Linked DNA regions of Homo sapiens: region 1 is linked to region 2. A link is an interaction called in ENCODE POLR2A ChIA-PET data of the cell type or tissue named here. Cell type or tissue: Panc1. All regions are shown on one strand.

Evidence for each region. Peaks named below come from ENCODE experiments on the same cell type or tissue, not always from the same donor. Only the 100,000 strongest peaks of a DNase experiment are listed, where the experiment ranks them.
Region 1: POLR2A ChIA-PET joins it to region 2 with 6 read pairs; 2 of 35 experiments call an interaction of 5 or more read pairs at or near these places.

Annotation. Positions count from the first base shown.
Region 1 is chr4:172,953,403-172,961,402 of GRCh38, forward strand. All of the region lies in intron 10 of GALNTL6 (polypeptide N-acetylgalactosaminyltransferase like 6), which reads left to right. Among named protein-coding and RNA genes, the nearest start is that of GALNT7, 210 kb to the right of the region's middle. In Panc1, no CTCF peak of the experiment used is centred here; a DNase peak (open chromatin) is centred at 649.
Region 2 is chr4:173,070,235-173,078,234 of GRCh38, forward strand. No RefSeq gene overlaps it. Among named protein-coding and RNA genes, the nearest start is that of GALNT7, 95 kb to the right of the region's middle. RefSeq lists enhancers at 250-899, 3,541-4,339, 4,340-5,138. In Panc1, no CTCF peak of the experiment used is centred here; a DNase peak (open chromatin) is centred at 4,377.

The sequences.
Region 1 (8,000 bases), 120 kb before region 2:
TCTCCAGCCTTTCAGAAATCAAGAGTTGATTGTCTCGCATTGTGGAAGAGTATCATCAGTGTCCTTGGTTTTCTAGTCTCTGAAAGAAGATGCCATTGCCTAGATAGTGTCTGTGGCTGCAGAGCTCTGAGAAAAGGCTACCCCAGGGCATGGTAGGAGAGGCCAGAGGACTCAGGCAGTGTTCCTGGGTGAGCTGTTCCAGATCCCTGTAGAAGACGTGTTCAGCAAGTCACAGGTGCACTGCTTGTTGTGTTCAGAGGGTCACTCTTCATACCTGGGACACCCAGGATGAAGGAAAGAGTCAATCCTGCCACTACACCCTCCATCTCCTCATGGTTTTTGCATGTGTATGTCATCCTGACATTGTCTGCTTAATTCAAGTTATTAATTTGGTCTCATCCTTTGCATCTTAAACATTTTATTAAAACATCCCTAGAATATTAGTAATATTAGCCTGCTTGTATTAATTTAACTGTCTACCACAGACTCAATTCACAGCAGTGGAAATTTGAAAAGAATTTTCTTAATCCTAACGTGTTGGAAGGCATGGGAAGTGAGTTCCTTCTACAGTTTTTTTTGTTTGTTTGTTTTTTATGTATAAGGTTCTGTTTGTCATCTTTCTATGATGATTCAAATGCTGTCCTGCCTAGTGACTAAGAAATACACTTGAAGAGCCCACAGTATCATTGTGTGATTCACTACAGGGCTAAAATCTCATCAATCTTTTATCTGCCTTATGTGGATATGTGAATTTTTCTTCCTACCAGTTACTATGTTCTGCAAACTGCAACTGGTCACATTTTTCCCACAGTACCTGATTAAACCATAACCTGAATTTATAAGCACCTTTTCTAAATAGACTCAAATCTTCCACTCAGTTTCTAGGAAAGGTACAACCTTCCAGGAATAATCAAAATCAGAACCATCTTAAGCCCAAGTAGGCGATGCCAGTGTGTTTATATCTATTACCCTAGATTGCCTCATACTTTTACAACACTTGCCTTATCCCTGGAGACATTTGCATTCATTATTTCCGGCTTAAACAATGAGACGTTGAGAAGATCAGATTTTTTATTTTTCCCGAGACAAGGATTTGCTCTGTCACACAGGCTGGAGTGCAGTGGCATGATCATGGCTCACTGCAGCCTCAAACTCTTGGACTCAAGTGATCCTCCCACCTCAGCCTTCTGAGTAGCCCAGACTACACATTCACACCACCAGTCCCAGCTAATTTTTTAAATTTTTTGTAGAGACTAGGTCTCAATATGTTGCCCATGCTGATCTTGAACTCCTGGCCTCAATTATTCATCTCACCTCAGCCTCCCCAAGTGCTGGAATCGCAAGCATGAGCCACCACACCCGGCAACAGATTTTTTTTTCTTTTTTAACACAAATGGCAAATTTCTTTCCCCAAAGCCTCAGAACAGTAAACAAATAAAGGTCATATTTAGGTTTAGGAAAGAAGAAAATGGGGACATAGTTTATGGGCCAGTTGCATTCAGTTGAATTTGTTCGGTGAAGATGTGATGCATAGCAAGAATGAAGACATAGAGGATGGGAGGAAGGCAAGAAGAAAGGAAATCAATAAAAGACAAGGGTTTGCACTGTTAAATACTAGTTTTTAAAAGTATCTAATTCTCAGGGAGAATAGATCTCTGAGAGTATAAGTGAAACATGTACATTTAATGCAGGAGGCAAGTGAAGGATTTGAAATGCAGCTTAATCAAAATGAAATAATGAAAAAAGATTATTTTCTAACTCTAGGTGGGTAATAATATTTTTAAGAGTGGCTAGGCTGGGCACGGTGGTTCACGCCTGTAATCCCAGCACTTTGGGAGGCAGAGGTGGGTGGATCACCTGAGGTCAGGAGTTCGAGACCAGCCTAGCCAACATGGTGAAACCCTATCTCTACTAAAAATACAAAAATTAGCTGGGCATGGTGGCATGTGCCTGTAATCCCAGCTACTCGGGAGGCTGAGGTAGGAGAATCGCTTGAACCCGGGAGGTGCCACTGCACTCCAGCCTGGGTGACAGAGTGAGACTGTCTCAAAATAAAAAGAAAAAAAAAAGGATAAAAAATTATTAAAAGTGCAGAATATATGTGTTGAGCAACTTAATCTCTGACAAAAAAAAAGACTTTCAAAATGTTGACACATGCGATTTCTTTTGCCTTTCAGAGGATTTCTTAAAATAAGCTTTTTATTTTGGAATAATTTTAAATTTACATTCTTCTAATGTTAACATTTTATATTTACTTTCACTCGCGTCCCTGTGAAGACACCACCAAACAGGCTTTGTGTGAGCAACAAGGCTGTTTCTTTCACCTGAGTGCAAGTGGGCTGAGTCCGAAAAGAAGGGAGATAGGGGTGGGGCCGTTTTATAGGATTTGGGTAGGTAAAGGAAAATTACAGTCAAAGGGGGGGTTGTTCTCTGGCTGGCACGGGTGGGGGTCACAAGGTGCTCAGTGGGGGATCTTCTGAGCCAGGATGAGCCAGGAAAATGAATTTCACAAGGTAATGTCATCAGTTAAGGCAGGAACAGGCCATTTTCACTTCTTTTGTGGTGGAATGTCATCAAGTTAAGGCAGGAACCAGCCATCTGGATGTGTACGTGCAGGTCACAGGGAATATGATGGCTTAGCTTTGGCTCAGAGGCCTGACATTCCCATCTTCTTATATTAATAAGAAAAATAAAACAAAATAGTGTTGAAGTGGTGGGGCGGCAAAATTTTTGGGGGGTGGTATGGAGAGATAATGCGCGATGTTTCTCAGGGCTGCTTCGAGCAGGATTAGGAGTGGCGTGGGAACCTAGAGGGTGAGAGATTAAGCTGAAGGAAGATTTTGTGGTAAGGGGTGATATTGTGGGGTTGTTAGAAGAAACATTTGTCATATAGAATTATTGGTGATGGCCTGGATATGGTTTTGTATGAACTGAAAAACTAAATGGAATAAGACAAGGAGAAAAACAGGTATTAAAGGACTAAGAATTGGGAAGACCTAGGACATCTAATTAGAGAGTGCCTAAGGAGATTCAGCATAGCCCTGCCAGCAAAGATTATTTATTTACTTTAAGAGGGAGTCAAGAGTGGCGGTTTGGGGATAGCACCAGGAGATATCAGCTGTGATGGCTTGGAGAAGCAGTGAAAACCGGCAGTTTTTCTGAGAACAGTGAATAGGAGTATGACTAGACAGAAGACAGTAGGGATGACAAGTTTTTTGGGGCACAGTCCAAGTTGGTCTGGTGTCTGGAATGAGGCTGGGGCCTAATAAAAAGAAGCGTCTATACAGGAGCTCAAATGGGCTGTACCTTGTAGCATTCTGAGGACAGGCCTGAATTATGAGAAGGGAAAGAGGTAAAAGTATTGTCCAGTCCTTTTTAAGTTGGAGGCTGAGCTTGGTGAGGTGTGTCTTTAAAAGACCATTTGTCCATTCTACCTTTCCTGAAGATTGAGGACAGTAAGGGATATGAAGTTTCCACTGAATACCAAGAGCCTGAGAAACTGCTTGGGTGATTTGACTAGTAAAGGCCGATCTGTTATAGGACTGTATAGAGGTGGGAAGGCCAAACCGAGGAATTACGTCTGACAGAAGAGAAGAGATGACCGTGGTGGCCTTCTTAGACCCTGTGGGAAAGGCCTCTACCTATCCAGTGAAAGTGTCTACCTAGACCAAGAGGTATTTTATAGTTTCCTGACTCAGGGCATGTTGAGTAAAGCCAATTTGCCAGTCCTGGGCGGGAGCAAATCCCCGAGCTTGATGTGTAGGGAAGGGAGGGGGCCTGAATAATCCCTGAGGAGTAGTAGAATAGCGGATGGAACACTGAGAAGTGATTTCCTTGAGGATAGATTTCCATGATGAAAAGGAAATAAGAGGTTCTAAGAAATGGGCTAGTGGCTTGTAACCTACATGGAAGAGGTTATGAAATGATGACAGAATAGAATGGGCCTGTGTGGCTGGAAGGAGATATTTTCCTCGGTCTAAGAACCATTTGTCTTGTGTGGGAAGAGACTGATAGGTGGAAGTTTCAGCAGGGCAGCGGGGCAGTAGGTGGGAGTGGTCAGATGAGAAGGAGAAAAACTGAAAGTGAGGAATAGAAGTTGCAACGCTAGCTGCTTTTTTAGCTATCTTATCAGCATAAGCATTGTCCTGAGCGATAGGATCTGATGCCTTCTGATGGCCTTTGCAGTGAATGACTCTAGCTTCCTTTGGAAGTAAAGCGGCTTTGAGAAGCGTTTTTATTAAAGAGGCATTAATGATAGAGGACACTTGTGTAGTGAGAAAACCTCTTGCATGGTGGTGCAGGATATGGAAGGCATATTTAGAGTCAGTATAAATATTGACGTGTAGTCCTTTTGCAAGAGTGAGGGCTTGATTTAAGGCAATGAGTTCGGCTTGCTGAGAGGTAGTGGAGGGGGGCAGAGCAGTAGCCTCAATGATAGATGTGGAAGATAATATAGCATAGCCTGCCTTTGCTGGTGAGTGGTGATTAGGCCTGGTGGAACTGCCATCAATAAACCAAGTCTGTTCAGGGTGAGGAACATGAAAGAATATGGGGAAATGGAGTGAATGTCAGGTGGATTAGAGAGATACAGTCATGGGGGTCAGGTGTGGTATCAGGAATAATGTAGGAGGCCGGATTGAAGTCCGGGCCAGAAACAATGGTAACTGTGGGAGACTCAACAAAGAGTGAGTACAGCTGAAGGAGCCAGGGAGCAGAAAGTGTATGTGTCAGGTGTGAGGAAGAAAATAGATTTTGGAAGTTATGAGAACTGTAGAGAATGAGTTGAGCATAGTTTGTGATTCTAAGGGCCTCTAAAAGTATTAGGGCAGCATCAGCCGCTGCACGCAGACTTGAGGGCTAGGCAAAACAGTAAGGTCAAGTTGTTTGGATAAAAAGCCTACAGGGTGCGGTCCTGGTCCTTGTGTAAGAATTCCGACTGCACAGCCCTGCACTTTGGCTGTGGGTAATGGAAAGGGTTGGGATGAGTCAGGGAGAGCTAGGGTGGGGGTAGTCTCTAAAGCTGTCTTCAAGGAACAGAAAGAGGAGTGGGGAAAGGATTTAGGATCTGTGGGGTCAGCTAGGTTTCCTTTTGTGAGTTTATATAATGGTTTTGTTAGGATGGCAAAACCAGGTATCTAAAGTCGAAAGTATCCAACCATGCCTAAGAAGGAAAGGAGTTGTTGTTTTGTAGAAGGTGTTGGGGTTTGAGAGATCAGTCAGACATGATCGGCAGGGAGCGCACGTGTGTTTTTATGAGAATTATGTCGAGATAGGTAACAGATGAGGAAGAAATTTGGGCTTGACTGAAGTAATGGGGGCTGTCTGTGAAGCCTTGAGGCAGTACAGCCCAGGTAATTTGCTGAGCCTGATGGATGTCAGGGTCAGTCTAAGTGAAAGCGAAGAGAGGCTGGGGTGAAGGGTACAAAGCAATAGTAAAGAAAGCATGTTTGAGATCCAGAATAGAATAATGGGTTTGTGGAGGGAGGTATTTAGGATAGGAGAGCATATGGGGTTGGCACCATGGGGTGGATAGGCAAAACAATTTGGTTGATAAGGCACAGATCCTGAACTAACCTGTAAGGCTTGTCTGGTTTTTGGACAGGTAAAATCGGGGAATTGTATGGAGAGTTTATAGGCTTTAAAAGGCCATGCTGTAGCAGGCGAGTGATAACAGGCTTTAATCCTTTTAAAGTGCGCTGCGGGATGGGATATTGGCATTGAGTGGGGTAAGGGTGATTAGGTTTTAATGAGATGGTAAGGGGTGCATGATCGGTCACTGAGGAGGGAGTAGAGGTGTCCTATACTTGTGGTTTAAGGTGGGGAGATACAAGGAGAGGATGTGAAGGAGGCTTTGAACTGGGGGAAAAGGTGGCAATGAGGTGTGGCTATAGCCCAGGAATAGTCAGGGAAGCAGATAACTTAATTAAAATGTCTGGACCTAATAAGGGAGCTGGGCAGGTGGGGATAACTAAAATGAGTGCTTAAAAGAGCATTGTCTAAGTTGGCACCAGAGTTGGGGAGTTTTAAGAGGTTTAGAAGCCTGGCCGTCAATACCTACAACAGTTATGGAGGCAAGGGAAACAGGCCCTTGAAAAGAAGCTAATGTGGAGTGAGTAGACTCCATGTTGATTAAGAAGGGGATAGACTTACCCTCCACTGTGAGAGTTACCTGAAGATCGGCATCCTTGATGGTCTAGGGGGCTTCTGAGGCAATCAGGCAGCGTCAGTCTTCAGCCGCTAAGCTGAGAAGATCTGGGAAGGAGTCAGTCAGAGAGCCTTGGGCCAGAGTTCCAGGGGCTCTGGGAGTGGCTGCCAGGTGAGTTGAACAGTCCGATTTTCAGTGGGGTCCTGCACAGATGGGACATGGCTTAGGAGGAATCCTGGGCTGCGGGCATTCCTTGGCCCAGTGGCCAGATATCCAGCACTTGTAGCAAGCTCCTGGAGGAGGTGGGCCTGGAGGAATGCCTGCCTGCTGCGGTTTAGGCGTTTGGAAGTTCTTGTGTGCTGGAGATGTGGCTGGGGTTTGTCTCACAGTGGAGGGAAGGAATTGCAACTCAGAAATACATTGCTACTTGGCTGCCTCTACTCTATTATTGTACACCTTAAAGGTGAGGTTAATTAAGTCCTGTTGTGGGGTTTGAGGGCCAGAATTTAATTTTTGGAGTTTTATTTAATGTCAGGAGCAGATTAGGTAATAAAATAAAATGCATATTAAGAATAAGACGGCCTTCTGACCTTTCAGGGTCTAGGGCTGTAAAGCGTCTCAGGGTTGCTGCCAAACAAGCCAAAAACTGGGCTGGGTTTTTATATTCGACGAAAAAGAGCCTAAACGCTAACTGATTTTGGGAGGGGTCAGATAAAGAAAAAGGAGCATTAACCTTGACTATGCCTTTAGCTCCAGCCACCTGTTTAAGAGGAAATTGCTGGGCAGGTTGGGGAGGGCTAGTCACGGAACGAAACTGTAAGCCAGACCGGGTGTGAGGAGGGGAGGTGATAAAAGGATTATAGGGTTGGGGAGCAGAGGCTAAGGAAGAATTGGGACCTGGCTCAGCCTGGCGAGGAGCAGCCTGGGGAGGAGGGGAGAGGTCAGATGGGTCTGTAGAAAAGGAAGATTAGAAAGACTCAGCGACGCTTGGGGTTGGGATTGAGGGGACAGGCAGGAGGGAAAGAAGGAAGATTTGGGATAAGTCGCATTGGGAACAGAGACTAGGGAGGGAACAATGTGTAAAAGAATGCCTGGACACCAGGCACCTCAGACCATTTGCCCATTTTACGACAAGAATTATCTAGATCTTGTAGGATGGAAAAATCAAAAGTGCCATTTTCTGGCTATTTGGAATGACTGTCGAGTTTGTATTGGGGTCAAGTGGCATTGTAGAAGAAAATAAGGCATTTAGGTTTTAGGTCAGGTATGAGTTGAAGAGGTTTTACGTTCTTGAGAACACAGGCTAAGGAAGAAGGAGGAATGGAGGGTGGAAGGCTGCCCATAGTGAAGGAGGCAAGCCCAGAGAAAAGAGAGAGTAGAGACTTGGAGAGAAAGGGTGGGGGTGCTTGCCCTCCAGGAAAGTGGAGAAGGGGTAGAGACACGGGGAGAAGGGGTTGGGGGGTTCTTGCCCACCAGAAAAGCGGAGAAGGGGTAGAGACACAGAGAGAAGGGGTGTGGGGTGCTTGCCCTCCAGGAAAGTGGAGAAGGGGTAGAGACATGGGGAGAAGGGGTTGGGGGGTTCTTGCCCACCAGAAAAGCGGAGAAGGGGTAGAGACACAGAGAGAAGGGGTGGGGGGTGCTTGCCCTCCAGGAAAGTGGAGAAGGGGTAGAGACACGGGGAGAAGGGGTTGGGGGGTTCTTGCCCACCAGAAAAGCGGAGAAGGGGTAGAGACACAGAGAGAAGGGGTGGGGGGTGCTTGCCCCCCCAGGAAAGTGGAGAAGGGGTAGAGAGAGAGAAGGGGTCGGGGGGTTCTTGCCTCCCAGAAAAGCAGAGAAGGTGTAGAGACATGGAGAT
Region 2 (8,000 bases):
CTTAAGGGTCAGTTACTGGAGTTTTATTTTGTTCCTTTGGTGGTATCATATTTCCCTGATTATTCTTGAACCCTGTGGCTGTATGTTGGTGTCTGTGCATTTGAAGAGTGGTGGCTTATTCCAGTTTTTGCAAACTGGATTTTTCTGGGAAAGACCTTCAGTAGTTAGCCCATCTAGAGATTCTGGGTAGGCCACCTGGCATGGTCTCTGGGCAGGCTTGCTTAGTGTCTGGGTCAGCAGGTGCACAGACCTATCTCTCAGATCCACAAGATTGAGCCTGCAGCCTGTGTCCATGGGGTTGGCCTGTGATATATGCCCCTGTACTGGGGTAGGCCTAGAGCCTGAGTTCATAGGGGTGGGTGTGGGTCCACAGGGGCTGCCCTGGAGTCTGTGTCTGCAGGGGTGGTCCTGGAGCCTGAGTTCATGGAGGTGGGTCTGCCATGGAGTCTATATCTGCAAGGGTGTTCCTGGAGCCACAGTCCATAGGGGCCAGTCTGGCACTGGAATCTATTGGAGTGGGTCCGTATCTTGTGCCTTCTGGAGCCTTGATCGACAAGGACCAGCCTGGAGACTGAAAGTGGTGTAGTGCTAGGTCAGACATGGAGCCTGGGTCCAACAGGGCCATCTTGAACCTAGGATCCCAGGTGCTGGTCTGGAGCATGGGCTTGAGGGGGCCAGCTTGGAGGATGGGAATGCAGGTTCTGGCCTAAAGCTAGTTCTTCAAGACTGGCCTGAGTCCTGGGACCATGGGGGCTTACATGAAACCTGAGTTCAGAGGGGTGGTCCTGGAGCCTTGATCCATGGGCACTGGCTCAGCACTGTGGTCTACTGGGATGGGTCTGCTGGACCCCAGGTCTGTTGGAGTGTGGGGGCACAGGTGCTAGCCTAGAGAGTAGGGCTACAGGGAACAATCTGACACTAGGCAGACCTGGATCTTGAGGCCAGGGGTGCTAAACTGGCAGTGGGGAAGATGAAGTTTAGGGATGCGAGGGCCAGTTCACTGCTGGAGGCTATTGGGAACCAGGGGCCACCAGGGTTAGCCTCTTGTTCGTGTGTGCCTAGAAACTGAGTCTGCCAGGCAAGCCTGGAGCCTGGGGCTAGAGGATCTACCCTGGTGCTGGGCAGGTCTGGAGGCTCAGCTCATGGATACTAGCCTAGAGTCTAAAGTCATGGGGACTCGCCCAACATTGGGTTTTACTGGATCTGTCCCAGGGTTGGGGCCCAAGGCAAAGGCTGATGCTCACATTCCTCTCCTTTCCCCACACAGAGGGTACCTCTCTCCAAGCTGTGATGCCTGGGGTTGGGGGAGGAGTGATGCAGGTGATATAAAACTATCTTTCCTACCTTCTTGGATGCATCTTTTCTTATTTCTGTGCTATTCCCAGGTGCTGTAATCTCTCACCTGGTTTCCTTAGCTCTTGTGAAAATAGTGTTATGCATAGATAGTTGTTTAAATTGATGTTTCTGTGAGGGCACAAGTGTTAGAAAGTCATATTCTGTCACCTTGTTCACATCCAGATGGAGAATGGATCTAAATATTTCTGTATACAATCCTTTCTGCATAGAATACTTTCTGCATAGAAAAAAATCATCTGTCTAGTCTAGTAGGTTACCAGGAGGTTTTTTTGGCTCATAAATTGATACCCTTTATTCAACTGTATCCATTTAGCAGATCCAAGCTATGACATTGAGAAAGGAATCTGTAAAGAGGTCACAGAGCAAAATCTTAGAGTCCAACTAAAGTCTTGTCTGTGAAATTTCCACCCTGACAATGTCATCATGCTGTGTACAGCTCTATATCCTCTCCACCAGATCTTTTCCCAAACACTAATATAATTACCAGAGGAAGAAATGAGCACAGGAGACATCTGGAGAAACTCAGAAACCTGAAGGTGAGAGACTGCTTGTTACACCTCCTCCTACATGATGTATTCTAGACTGAAGTTTTAGAGTGTCTCTTACAGCAAAAGTGTTATTTAATCAAATTACCCCTTCACCAATTCAGTTTCAAAATAACTGAATATTTAATTAATTCTCCAGAGGGATCTAAAATATGCAGTTTCTGAATTGATTAGTGAGTAAAAATTTTATGTTTTTTCTGTAATTCTAACCTCATTGAACTCAAACTAAATGCCCCTAAATGCTATCAATCTAAAGGATATTCGAATGTTAGAGCTGAATATTAAGAACATCTATAGGACCATGGGCTTCTAATAGCACCCACCCTGTTTTCACAATTAAGCTGTACCTGAAGTTAAAGGAGAGGGAACTATTCATAATGTGTAATTTTATAAAAATATTTAATTAAGCATTTGTAAATGCTAGGTCACAGTCAAATTTTTAAAAGCTATTTCGTGGGTATATTTAATGGTTATGCTGTGGTTTGAATGTCCCTTCAAAAGTCATGTTGAAACTTAATCCCCAATGTGACATTATTGAGAGGTGGGGCCTTTAAAAGGTGGTTGAATCATGAGGACAGACCCATTAACCCATGCTCTATTGGTCTGTCCTTGTGATTCAACCACCTTTTAAAGGCCCCACCTCTCTATAATGTCACATTGGGGAATAAGTTTATAATCCCCCTAATTATAAAGCCACCATAATGTCACATTATGGATTAATATGTTAATGAATTAATAAGCTATTGTGGGTGGGGACCAGTGGTTTTATAGAAAGAGAAAGAGAGACCTGAACAAACATGTTCAGTCCTTACCATATGTTTCCCCACACCACTTCGGGACTCTTCAGAGTCTCCACCAGCAAGAAGGCTCTCACCAGATGAAGCCCCTCAACCTGGGGCTCCTCAGCCTCCAGAACTGTAAGAAATAAAAGCATTTTTTAAAATAAATTACCCAGTTTCAGGTATTCTGTTATAAGCAAGAAAAAATGGACTAAGGCAAGGTACTTGCTTAATTCCACATGATAAAAATTCTGCAGCAGAAAAAAAAATAATATGTAGGTTCCACCTAACTGCAACTAAGCAATTAGAAAAACAAATCTCTTGTAGTTCTAAACACCCGAGAGGGGAAAAAAAGAAAGAAAGAAAAGGGAAAAAAACCAAATGTCTTAGTTAAAATACTGTGCAGCTCAAGGCTGATTACTTGTCTAACTAGAATGACAACAAACAAGGCATTTCAGGACAATCTTGAGAACAATTCGTGTATCAAAAAAGCCACCAATCGGGTATAAGGTTCTCCTTATTACGAGAAGTTACAAAACAACCTCTGCTTTGACAGATACCCTTATGGCAATGGAAATGACAATGTGAGTGGCAAAGTCGACATAAGAATATACTCAGTAGCAAAATATGGGAAACAGTCTTTATTTCCTTAATCAAAACAGGAGTGGTTAAAGAGAGTCACAGATTATAACCAGGGCAAGGAGCACTAAAAAATGGGTCATAGGTGAGGTCACCTCGATGGACCTTCAACATCGAAGTGGTCAGACAATTTTTCAACTCATTAAAATTTAAGCACATCACCCATCTACTTAAATAACAACAACAACAACAAACCTTCCTAAAAATTAACATTTTCATACAAACGTTTGAATATGCACGTTCTTATTTGCAATATAGGACTCACCAGCTCTAAAAATAAAATCATGACAGCTCACAGTCTTTCATTGTACAGTGAACATCCTAGATTTACTCACACTCAAAACTCATTCGTCCTAAATTGTCAACCACCAAGAAAATTGTGTTTTGTTTAAAAATTTTCTTGAAAGATAAATAAAACTAATCTGGCCTGGCATTTCTCTGAGTCCTCTAGGTTTAGGGGACTGGGTGGAACCCAGTTGAGGCAGCAGTCAGTAGCATCTATACAAAAAGTAGTTCCAGCCAGTGAGGCAATTAATTACCCAGCACAGATGAAAGCAGCATAAACAAAAGAGAGAGAGACTCTCTTAAATAAGGAATCCAAGTTGTTAGCAAAAGAATAACCAAAGCAGGTATGTCAAATGCAAGGGCCGAAAGGGAGATTTCTTAAAAGGGAAATGAACCAGGAATTATGAGCAGAAGCAGGTGGTAAAGCACAATTTAAAACTAGCCAAGGTGAATTTTCACAACATAGGTGTGGTGCTGAGTGCTGTATACAGGGTAAAGATACAAGGCTGGACTGGGTGATGTAAAAACTCATTAAATAAATTGTCTGACTGGTATTTGTGAGAGAGTTTATATGCTGCAAAAATACCTAGTCATTTTGTTTACTCTCAAAATGCCACTTAGGAATTCAAGGTCAGGTTTAAATTTGCACTTTTCTTCCCTAAAGCAGATGGATGGGCAAGGTCTTCAGCACCAGTCTGGAATGCAGCTTATTCAGAAGCCCTGCTGTCATGCTTAAGGCAGCCCATTTTTTAAGGGGTGGCCAGCTGAGTAGGCATTTGTCAAGCAGAGAGCAGAAACAGAACAAGATGCATGGAGGGAACATTAAGCACAAAATCAGGCCATGTGGCAATAAGCATGCCCTGCTGTGAAGCAATCTCAGCACCTGGGAGAAAGTGAGTCATTGTGAATGCAGGGAGAAAAGACACAGAGCAGCAGATTTTGCAAACAGTGACCACAACCACCAAGCCCAGACTATGTTACAAATGGACTCTGAAAAGGACTGCATCAAACACACACACACACACACACACACACACAGCACACACATGCAGCGTGCACACACACACACACGGGGTTTAACGCTCTTGCTGTAAGCACCTCTAACATATATCACTAACAGAAAAGGAATGAAAGAGAAAAAACACTTTTTAATAATTATGTTTAATAGTCATATTGTCAAAGAAATTATCTCTACTTTAATGCTATTTTCTCTCTTTGGGTGTTCTGGATTTCTCCAAAAGCTGAAAAAAATATTTTTAAGTATAAATCAGCTATTATCAGGAAATTAGAATGATTTTCAGATGACGATTCTTTCTTTTTTCCTTCCTTTCTTTTTTTTTTTTTTTTTTTTTGAGACAGGGTATTGTAATCTTGGAGACAGGGTATTGTAATCTTGCTATGTTGTCCAGGTTGGTCTCCAACTTTTGGGCTCAAGTGATCCTCCCACCTCAGTCTCCCAAGTAGCTGGGATTACAGGCATGTGCCACCATGCCTGGCTTCCATTCCAGATTTCTAAGACTACTAGTTAGACAGGTAGATAATAAACTCTTTCATTAATTCACTCATTTATTTGTTCACTCAACCATTATTTATCAAGCACCCAGCCTAAGACAACACTGTACAGACCTCTGGAGTCACAATGGTGAGCCTTACAGGTACAGTTTCTGCCTTATCGGAGTTGACATTCTGGTAGAAAAGTCAGATATTAATTAAACAGTCTCATGAATTTGGAAGCATAGAGTGGAGGACTTGGCATAGTCCCACAGATACAAGAAAAGTTTTCTTGAGGAAATGACATTTAACCTGAGCTCCAAAGGATGAGGAGAAGTGTTTTAGGACCTGCCAATTTAGGCATGATCCCCTCTCTTAGGCCTTGTTTTGTTTTGTTTCCTTTTGCTTTTTAAATATATAATGTGATTAAAGTATCAAGGCACCAAGAAAGAGACCAGCCAAAAGTGCAGGCATTTGCAGTGACATCCAGCATCTTAAAGGTGTTCTGTCACTCAGGCTGCAGTGCAGTGGTGCCATCTCGGCTCACTGCAACCTCCCCCTCTCAGGTTTAAGCGATTCTCCCACCTCAGCCTCCCGAGTAGCTAGGACTACAGGCACCCGCCACCACACCCGACTAATTTTCGTACTTTTAGTAGAGACGGGGTTTTGCCATGTTGGCTAGGTTGGTCTCAAACTCCTGACCTCAGGTGAACTGCCCGCCTCAGCCTCCCAAAGTGCTGGGATTACAGGCATGAGCTATTGCATCCGGCCAGGTTATGTATTTATATATGATATCAGGAATTGGGTGAGAGAATCACTATTAGACCAGCATAAAGTTCATTAATAAATAAGTGAGGAGTAAAAGGACAGTCATAAAAACTGGAAGGAAGAAAGGCCAAAAGGCACATGCCTCAATGAAGCACAATTTTCAACAAGACTGTGGAAGCTACCCAAAAACAGCATTGAAGAGCAAGGAGAACCCCAACCCTCTCTCTATTCTCAGAGGCATATGTGGTATGCAAAAATGCACAACTATCCCCAAGGCAACCTCAAAATCTATGCTTCCATTTCTCCAGACCATCTGCCCTTGCTCTTCCAAGTCTATCCTTTTTACTCTGTGAAAAGTTTATGGAATGATACCATCATTTCTTTTAAATTATAAACACTATTGGGTATTTGAAAGATCACATTTTTGGTTTAGCTAGCTCAACCCTAAGATAGTTAAAGCTGCTATTATAGGCCTATCAGATAGTCTCAGAAGCACCAAAAAAGTGGAATGTTTGGATAACATTCCACTTTTTTTTTTTTTTGAGATGGAGTTTCACTCTTGTTGCCCATGCTGGAGTGCAATGGCATGATCTCGGCTCACTGCAACCTCTGCCTCCCAGGTTCAAGCGATTCTCCTGTTTCAGCCTCCCAAGTAGCTGGTATTACAGGCACGCACCACCACACCTGGCTAATTTTTTGTATTTTTAGTGGAAACAGGGTTTCACCATGTTAGCCAGACTGGTCTCAAACTCCTGACCTCAGGTCATCTGCCCACCTCGGCCTCCCAAAGTGCTGGGATTACAGGCGGAGTTTAACTTTTAAAGTAAGACCTTCAAGGAATATTAATCAGGGATGCACATTCACAATCTATTCAGTTGGTATATTTGGATTTTATACTCAATATATCTATAATAGCATACTTTCACACTTCTGCATCTCCACAGTTACAAGGTCTTAATCATAGTGACTCATACTGAACTCTTCTTTAGTAAGTGGGATTAACATTCCCACATGAACTCAAGACACTAAATTATTAATAGCCTCCCAAGGCTTTTGGTTTTTACTGTAATGCCTGTAATGCTTTCATAAAAGTTTAACAGCATTTAAGTAAAATATAGGCTCAAAGTATAACAGTTTTTAAAGCTATTTTTCCTACTATGATTTCAACATTCTTCAGGATAGGAAAAAACTAACAAAAAAGGCCACTGTAAGCTTCTCATCAGGTAAATATTAAGTGAGGTGATGATCTTTGTAATTATTTTTAAATGTTATTACATCACACTGAAGAGTTTTGTTTTTACTATGTAGCATTTATGGCTCATCATCATGACTTTCTTGACCATCTGTGTTGGCATGAAACCAGTAGTAGTCAATGAAAAGTGAAAAACTGAGACAACTGTGATATGGCTCCCAAAAGACGTGGTTTTAATGGGTTTTGTCTATTAATTTTCATGACGGTAACTGGGGAAGACAATACTAGAAAACATTCAGGAGAAATGCTAATCACAAAGAGGAAATCCCTTTGCAAAATGCTGAAGAATTTATCATTAAAAAAGCAAGGAGGGCTGGTCGCAGTGGCTCATGCCTGTAATCCCAGCACTTTGGGAGGCCAAGGTAAGATCACTTGAGCCCAGGAGTTTGAGACCAGCCTGGGCAACATAGCAAGACTCTGTCTCTATTAAAAAAATTATTTTTTTAATAGGTAAGGAGGAAGGGAGATGAAGGAAATTAGTCACAGCAATGTTACCTTCAAGGGTGGGAATTAAAATAAAAAGGGTCCAAAAACAAAGGAAAATAGACCCTAAGAAGGGGTTTCCAGAAAAGACGTAGATTACAGTTGACCCTTGAATAATGAAGGAGTTAGGAGCACTGACCTTACTCGCAGTCAAAAGTATATGTATAACTTTTGACTCCTCCCAAATCCTAGCACTCCCAAAGTGCTAGGATTACAGGTGTGAGCCACTGAGTCTGGCCACATTGACAGACTTTTAATGGACTTCAGGTTGTGATAGGGTGAAAGGAAACAATCATCATATTTACCAAAGAAAGTGATCAAGAGTATATTTGTTTCAAAAGGTTTGCCATTGTTAGAAGAATGACACGGAGTGAGAACATTCAGATAAGCTGCAGAGAAAAA